Linked DNA regions of Homo sapiens: region 1 is linked to region 2. The links are chromatin contacts, found by Hi-C in ENCODE. All regions are on one chromosome and are shown on one strand. Each heading gives the region's core, a stretch centred on a gene start or an enhancer-like site at or near the end of the contact. The rest is flanking DNA. Distances are from core to core; before and after follow the strand shown. Region 1 holds the start of MYOD1 (myogenic differentiation 1). Region 2 has its middle 130 kb from the start of C11orf58.

What was found. Hi-C counts contacts between places; a loop is a spot of excess contacts on that map. Pooled maps may share reads with other maps.
Region 1: a loop to region 2 is called in a map of gastrocnemius medialis, with 6 times the contacts of the local background. The contact joins the promoter of MYOD1 here to the enhancer-like site in region 2. A Hi-C loop is called at or near these places in 1 of 168 maps with a recorded cell type or tissue (gastrocnemius medialis), 1 of 37 single-sample maps with no recorded cell type and 7 of 50 pooled maps.

The regions. Positions count from the first base shown.
Region 1 is chr11:17,717,966-17,720,830 of GRCh38, forward strand. MYOD1 (myogenic differentiation 1) reads left to right here and starts at 1,606. Exons shown (of 3, transcript NM_002478.5): 1 at 1,606-2,447. The coding sequence starts at 1,818. RefSeq lists an enhancer at 2,555-2,865.
Region 2 is chr11:16,606,199-16,609,161 of GRCh38, forward strand. It overlaps a transcript of SOX6 not described here. Among named protein-coding and RNA genes, the nearest start is that of C11orf58, 130 kb to the right of the region's middle. RefSeq lists enhancers at 924-1,425, 1,426-1,925. Within about 2 kb of position 1,598, at least 26 of the 41 ENCODE cell types and tissues checked have a DNase peak (open chromatin) inside an H3K27ac peak, as active enhancers do; they include gastrocnemius medialis, where a contact is called at or near this core.

The DNA.
Region 1 (2,865 bases), core at 356-2,855, 1.1 Mb after region 2:
CAGAACGGCCAGCTAGAATGCCTTCCAGAAGTTAGTGGGAAAGGCACAAAGATCACTCCTGCTTAAATTTCTGGTTTCCAGGAGGGGAGATCCAGGCAGGGATGTATGGCCAACGGAGATTCCTAGCCAGAGTGCTGAGAGGACTGTGTGAACTGCAGATTCAGGAAGAGGCTGAGAGACCCCCATGGGGGTGGCCGGTATGCTGAGGCTTGTATGGGAGCCAGATATCCCACATCCCATGGGGTGGTTGCCTCCTCCTGTTTCCAGCCTTTCCAGTGAGGCTGCAGGAAAGAGACACAGCTAAGGCCTGGAGACTCGTGGCACTCCGTCAGGGCATGGTACCACAGATGAGTTGTAAGCCTGCGGGACACAGCATCCAACTCTGAAAGCCCCTTGCTCGAATAACCCTACATCACCGCCTGAGGGCTTCCATATCCTTGGTCTCTTCAGACTGTCATCCCCACCACAATTACTCCAAGAAATTACTGTCATCCCCAAATCTATAACTGGAAACTGAGGCTCAGGAAGGAGACATGACTTCCACAAAATCACACAGTTGGGAAACTCTGGAGTCTGCACTCAACTGGTCTGCAAACCGCACTCTCGGAGACTTCAGGTGAGATGAGGTCAGGTTCTCAGGCCAGGTCCTGAAGTTTGACACCTTGGCGAAATGCACTTTCCTTGACTCAGCACCGCGAGTGAGGCGGAGCCAAGCCCCGAGCAGAAGGGTTTTCTTCCCAGCTGAAGAGGCAGCTCAGCCTAGACCCCAGGCATGGCACTGGACACCCCTGCTGTGGAAACGTGCAGATTTAGATGGAGGGGATTCCTAACCTGGGCAGGATCCGAGTTTGGAGAGATTGGCGCGAAGCTTTAGCAGCAATCTCCGATTCCTGTACAACCATAGCTGGGTTTCTAAGCGTCTAGGGAAGAAGGACTGGGCCCACGACCTGCTGAGCAACTCCCAGGTCGGGGACTGGCGGAATATCAGAGCCTCTACGACCCGTTTGTCTCGGGCTCGCCCACTTCAACTCTCGGGGTCTCTCCGCCTGTTGTTGCACTCGTGCGTTTCTCTGCCCCTGACGCTCTAAGCTTTCTGCTTTCTGCGTGTCTCTCAGCCTCTTTCGGTCCCTCTTTCACGGTCTCACTCCTCAGCTCTGTGCCCCCAATGCCTTGCCTCTCTCCAAATCTCTCACGACCTGATTTCTACAGCCGCTCTACCCATGGGTCCCCCACAAATCAGGGGACAGAGGAGTATTGAAAGTCAGCTCAGAGGTGAGCGCGCGCAGCCAGCGTTTCCCGCGGATACAGCAGTCGGGTGTTGGAGAGGTTTGGAAAGGGCGTGCCGGAGAGCCAAGTGCAGCCGCCTAGGGCTGCCGGTCGCTCCCTCCCTCCCTGCCCGGTAGGGGACCTAGCGCGCACGCCAGTGTGGAGGGGCGGGCTGGCTGGCCAGTCTGCGGGCCCCTGCGGCCACCCCGGGGACCCCCCCAAGCCCCGCCCCGCAGTGTTCCTATTGGCCTCGGACTCCCCCTCCCCCAGCTGCCCGCCTGGGCTCCGGGGCGTTTAGGCTACTACGGATAAATAGCCCAGGGCGCCTGGCGAGAAGCTAGGGGTGAGGAAGCCCTGGGGCGCTGCCGCCGCTTTCCTTAACCACAAATCAGGCCGGACAGGAGAGGGAGGGGTGGGGGACAGTGGGTGGGCATTCAGACTGCCAGCACTTTGCTATCTACAGCCGGGGCTCCCGAGCGGCAGAAAGTTCCGGCCACTCTCTGCCGCTTGGGTTGGGCGAAGCCAGGACCGTGCCGCGCCACCGCCAGGATATGGAGCTACTGTCGCCACCGCTCCGCGACGTAGACCTGACGGCCCCCGACGGCTCTCTCTGCTCCTTTGCCACAACGGACGACTTCTATGACGACCCGTGTTTCGACTCCCCGGACCTGCGCTTCTTCGAAGACCTGGACCCGCGCCTGATGCACGTGGGCGCGCTCCTGAAACCCGAAGAGCACTCGCACTTCCCCGCGGCGGTGCACCCGGCCCCGGGCGCACGTGAGGACGAGCATGTGCGCGCGCCCAGCGGGCACCACCAGGCGGGCCGCTGCCTACTGTGGGCCTGCAAGGCGTGCAAGCGCAAGACCACCAACGCCGACCGCCGCAAGGCCGCCACCATGCGCGAGCGGCGCCGCCTGAGCAAAGTAAATGAGGCCTTTGAGACACTCAAGCGCTGCACGTCGAGCAATCCAAACCAGCGGTTGCCCAAGGTGGAGATCCTGCGCAACGCCATCCGCTATATCGAGGGCCTGCAGGCTCTGCTGCGCGACCAGGACGCCGCGCCCCCTGGCGCCGCAGCCGCCTTCTATGCGCCGGGCCCGCTGCCCCCGGGCCGCGGCGGCGAGCACTACAGCGGCGACTCCGACGCGTCCAGCCCGCGCTCCAACTGCTCCGACGGCATGGTAAGGCCGGGACCCCAGGAAGTGAGGAAGTTAGGGCGGCGCTCGGGATATCAGGGACGCGTTTCCGAGGGCGGGGAGCTGGCCTTGCGGGAGGTTTGGGCCAGGATCCTTCCCGAGAGAGAGGACCCCCTTGTCCTGGGCAGCTGTCACTGGGGTAGCCTGTTTTGGAAGTGTGCGGGCAAGCGTTCGAGCTGCCCCATTGGGGGCGCTATTAGAACACTGCAGCGCGAACGTGAAGATCTTTTTCTCTACTTATCCCTACTTCCAAAATGTAAATTTGCGCCCCTTGGTGACTGTCCGCCCTTGGTTTGGCCCTGCATGTTGCAGACCTCATCTCCTACCCACCCGTAATTACCCCCCCAACCAGGACAGGTCTGGGCCCGGAACTAGAGCCTTAGGCTAGAGTTAGGGAGGGGGC
Region 2 (2,963 bases), core at 348-2,847:
TCTCTCTTCTCTCTTTACTTCCCTCTTTTTTCTTTTTTTTTTTTCCTTTATATCTTTCTTTTTTTAGTATCGCGAAATAAGAGGTGGTATCAGTTTTTTAAAAGTTTCAGTGTAACTTTCTCTAAACCCAAGCCTGCGGCGGTAACAAGAGATACAGCGCTCACAAAGCCCTCGGGATGTTGCCCTCTTGTGGGCACGGAGGGCATTACCGCCTAGCGGTCCCATCTGAACCTTCAAAGCCGACACGCATTTGCTTTCACAGAACGAGGAGGGATGACTACACACGCAGCCACAAAAGCTTCCTCTATCACACACTTGAGCGAACTTCAATGAAATACCTACCTCGAACTTCACGGAGACTTACAAATTCATTCTCTAAGCCACCTGACTTCTTTTTCACATCATTCCCAATTATATAGATTAGAATACCAATGCGGGGAGGCGGAGGTGGAGGAGTGAGGTGGGCCGAGAGGGCAGACAGATTTCCGGACGAATACTTAGGATGGCGATAACAGCTTTCTGTTGTCAAAGGTTGCGTTGTGTCCCTGTCCCTGCCCTTTTGCCTTAATGTCCTACGCACAGTTATCTACGGCTACAACATGTGTTTTCTCAGGGTGGATTTTTTGGAGGGGAGGTGAAGGGGAGAAAAACAGACCCCCGCCACGCAGATCTGTCACTCCGGAACAAGGCGCAACTCTCCAAGAGGGGGACGCATCCTCGGGATCAGCGCGTCCACCAGCGAGCGGCGGGCGCCCGGGCCCCTTTCTCTCCCTCCACTCCCCCTCCGCGTCGGCCCCTCGGAGCGCCCTCCTCCCGCTCCTCCTCCTCCTTTCCCCTCCCCAGCCAAGTACGCAAACCCGCCCCGGCCCGGCAGCCGCGGCTCCCGGCCACCCGCGCCCTCTCGGGGCTCCGCTCGCTCGGCTCTCGTCCCTCTGCCTGTCCTGCCCCAGCCCCTCGGTCCCAGCTCACAGAAACTAACCCTGGAGTGCCCGGAAGGGCAGGAGCGGAAGACGCCGGGGGACGGCGGCCCGGCCCTGGGCTCCTGCCCCCTGCCCCCTCCGGCGCCCCAACAGGTAGCTCACAGCGGGCCGCGCGCCCTGGCTCTGCCTCCCTCGCTCTCGAGATCGCTCGCTCCGTCCCGGTTACCTGGGCGGGCTCCAGGATGGTACCGCGCGGGAGGGCTCCTTGTGCGCTGCGCCGCAGGAGTAAATGGCATTAAAGAAAAAGGGAAAGATACAAATAAAAAAAATTAAAAGGAAGGGGAGTCGGTGCTAGGTCAATTGTCACAGTCCGGGGAGCAAGGGAACAGAACCCCCCAGCGCCGCGGCCGGCGTAGCCCGTTAACTCAAGTCTGCGGGGGTGTCCCGCCCCGGGTGGGGGCAGCGCAGAGCGGCAGAAGTTTGCCGCCGGGGTTCCAGGAGGTGCGCGCGGAGCGGGGTGACTAGGGGCTTCACCCTGGAACAAGTGAAGGCGATGGTTAGTGCTGTCAATCTTGGCAATCAGTGTGAGCGGCCATGTCGTAAGTATTCAAAGCATTTCCCGTCGTGCAACATCAGAAAGTGAGTGGCCAGGGCATTGATCTGAGCGAGGGAGAGGAGGCTGGGCTCCCCTCCCAGACAACACAGGCAAGATGAGACAAGAGGCGAGGGAGGCAGCGAGCCAGGCAGAGAAGCTGGGAGGGAGGAGGGCGGGCCGGGGGAAGAAGGAGGGGAGAGCGGGAGGCAAAGGCAAGAGAGAGCCGCAAAGAGAGAGGAGGGCAGAGACATCGGCGAGACCAGAGGTTGGAACTGGGGAAAGCGCCTGGAAAGAGACGGTGAAGCAACTACTAGGGGAGAACTGGAAGGAGACAAAGAAGAGAGAAAGTCGGGGTCAGAGGAGAATGGGGACAAGTACTAGGTGGGGGAGAGGCAGGCTGAGGGGAAAACGACCAAAAGAGCTCTATTGGGGCTAGGGCTGCTGGGAGGAGGAGTCAGGAGAAAGGCAAACTGTAGCGTGGAAAAGGTAGGCAACTCGGGGAGAAAAAAAAGGAGCAAACTGGAGAAAGTGAGGAAGTCAAATGGTAAAGGAAAATGTATGAATGGTAGCTTGTGCTTTGGAAAAGTTAGGTGACAGAAGGAGGCATGGGCTGAATGTTGAGAAGTACTAAGAGATAGAACTGGACCACAAAAGCGAGTCACGAGACAAACGGAGAAGGGGAAGGACAGGCAGGCCAGGGAGAAGACAAGAAGGGTGGATATTAGGATGAACAATAAGAAGGATGAAGGAAAACGAAAAAAAGAAGTAGTCAAAAGAGAGAAAAGAAAGAGATGAAGGAAGCAGAGATGATGAAAACACACCACTTAGTAGGATCTCAGCAAATGGGGGAAGAGAAACATTTTAAACGATGGAGGAGGAGGCGTTGAAAAAAAAAAAAGAAAAAGCAATTCACACAGGAGATTCCTAACATATGTAGGTGGCAGTGTTCTGGAGGCCATATGGATTATATAGTTTATGGATTCAAATTATTATAAATAACAGGACATGTACAAATCACCAAAAAATTATTACACTTTCACGGCAATAAATAAAACAATTCCACAATTGTTATACTGTTATATGGATAAGTCTTCATTGTATGGGATTGAGTGGATGATATATGTATATTACCTCAACTTTGTAGAGGAAAAGATTTGGAGAAACAATTTCAAGAGGGGTGGTTTAAAGGTTGTTGAAGATGAAAACAGTTTCAGTCACCCAGGATGACATATAAAAATGCCTAAGTCAGATGTAGAAAATTATGTTAATAAAAGACCCCCAGACAAAACCTAAATAAAGATTCCCTTTGAGTCATGTGTAGGGTAGATTATAGATTTGAAGGACATAGAATGTCATAAAGAAGTAGACACCTGAAACTTAATCTCAGTGCAAAAAAAGCTGGAGGACCAGGACAGGGAATAATCATGGTCTCAGGTAGTAGAGATGCA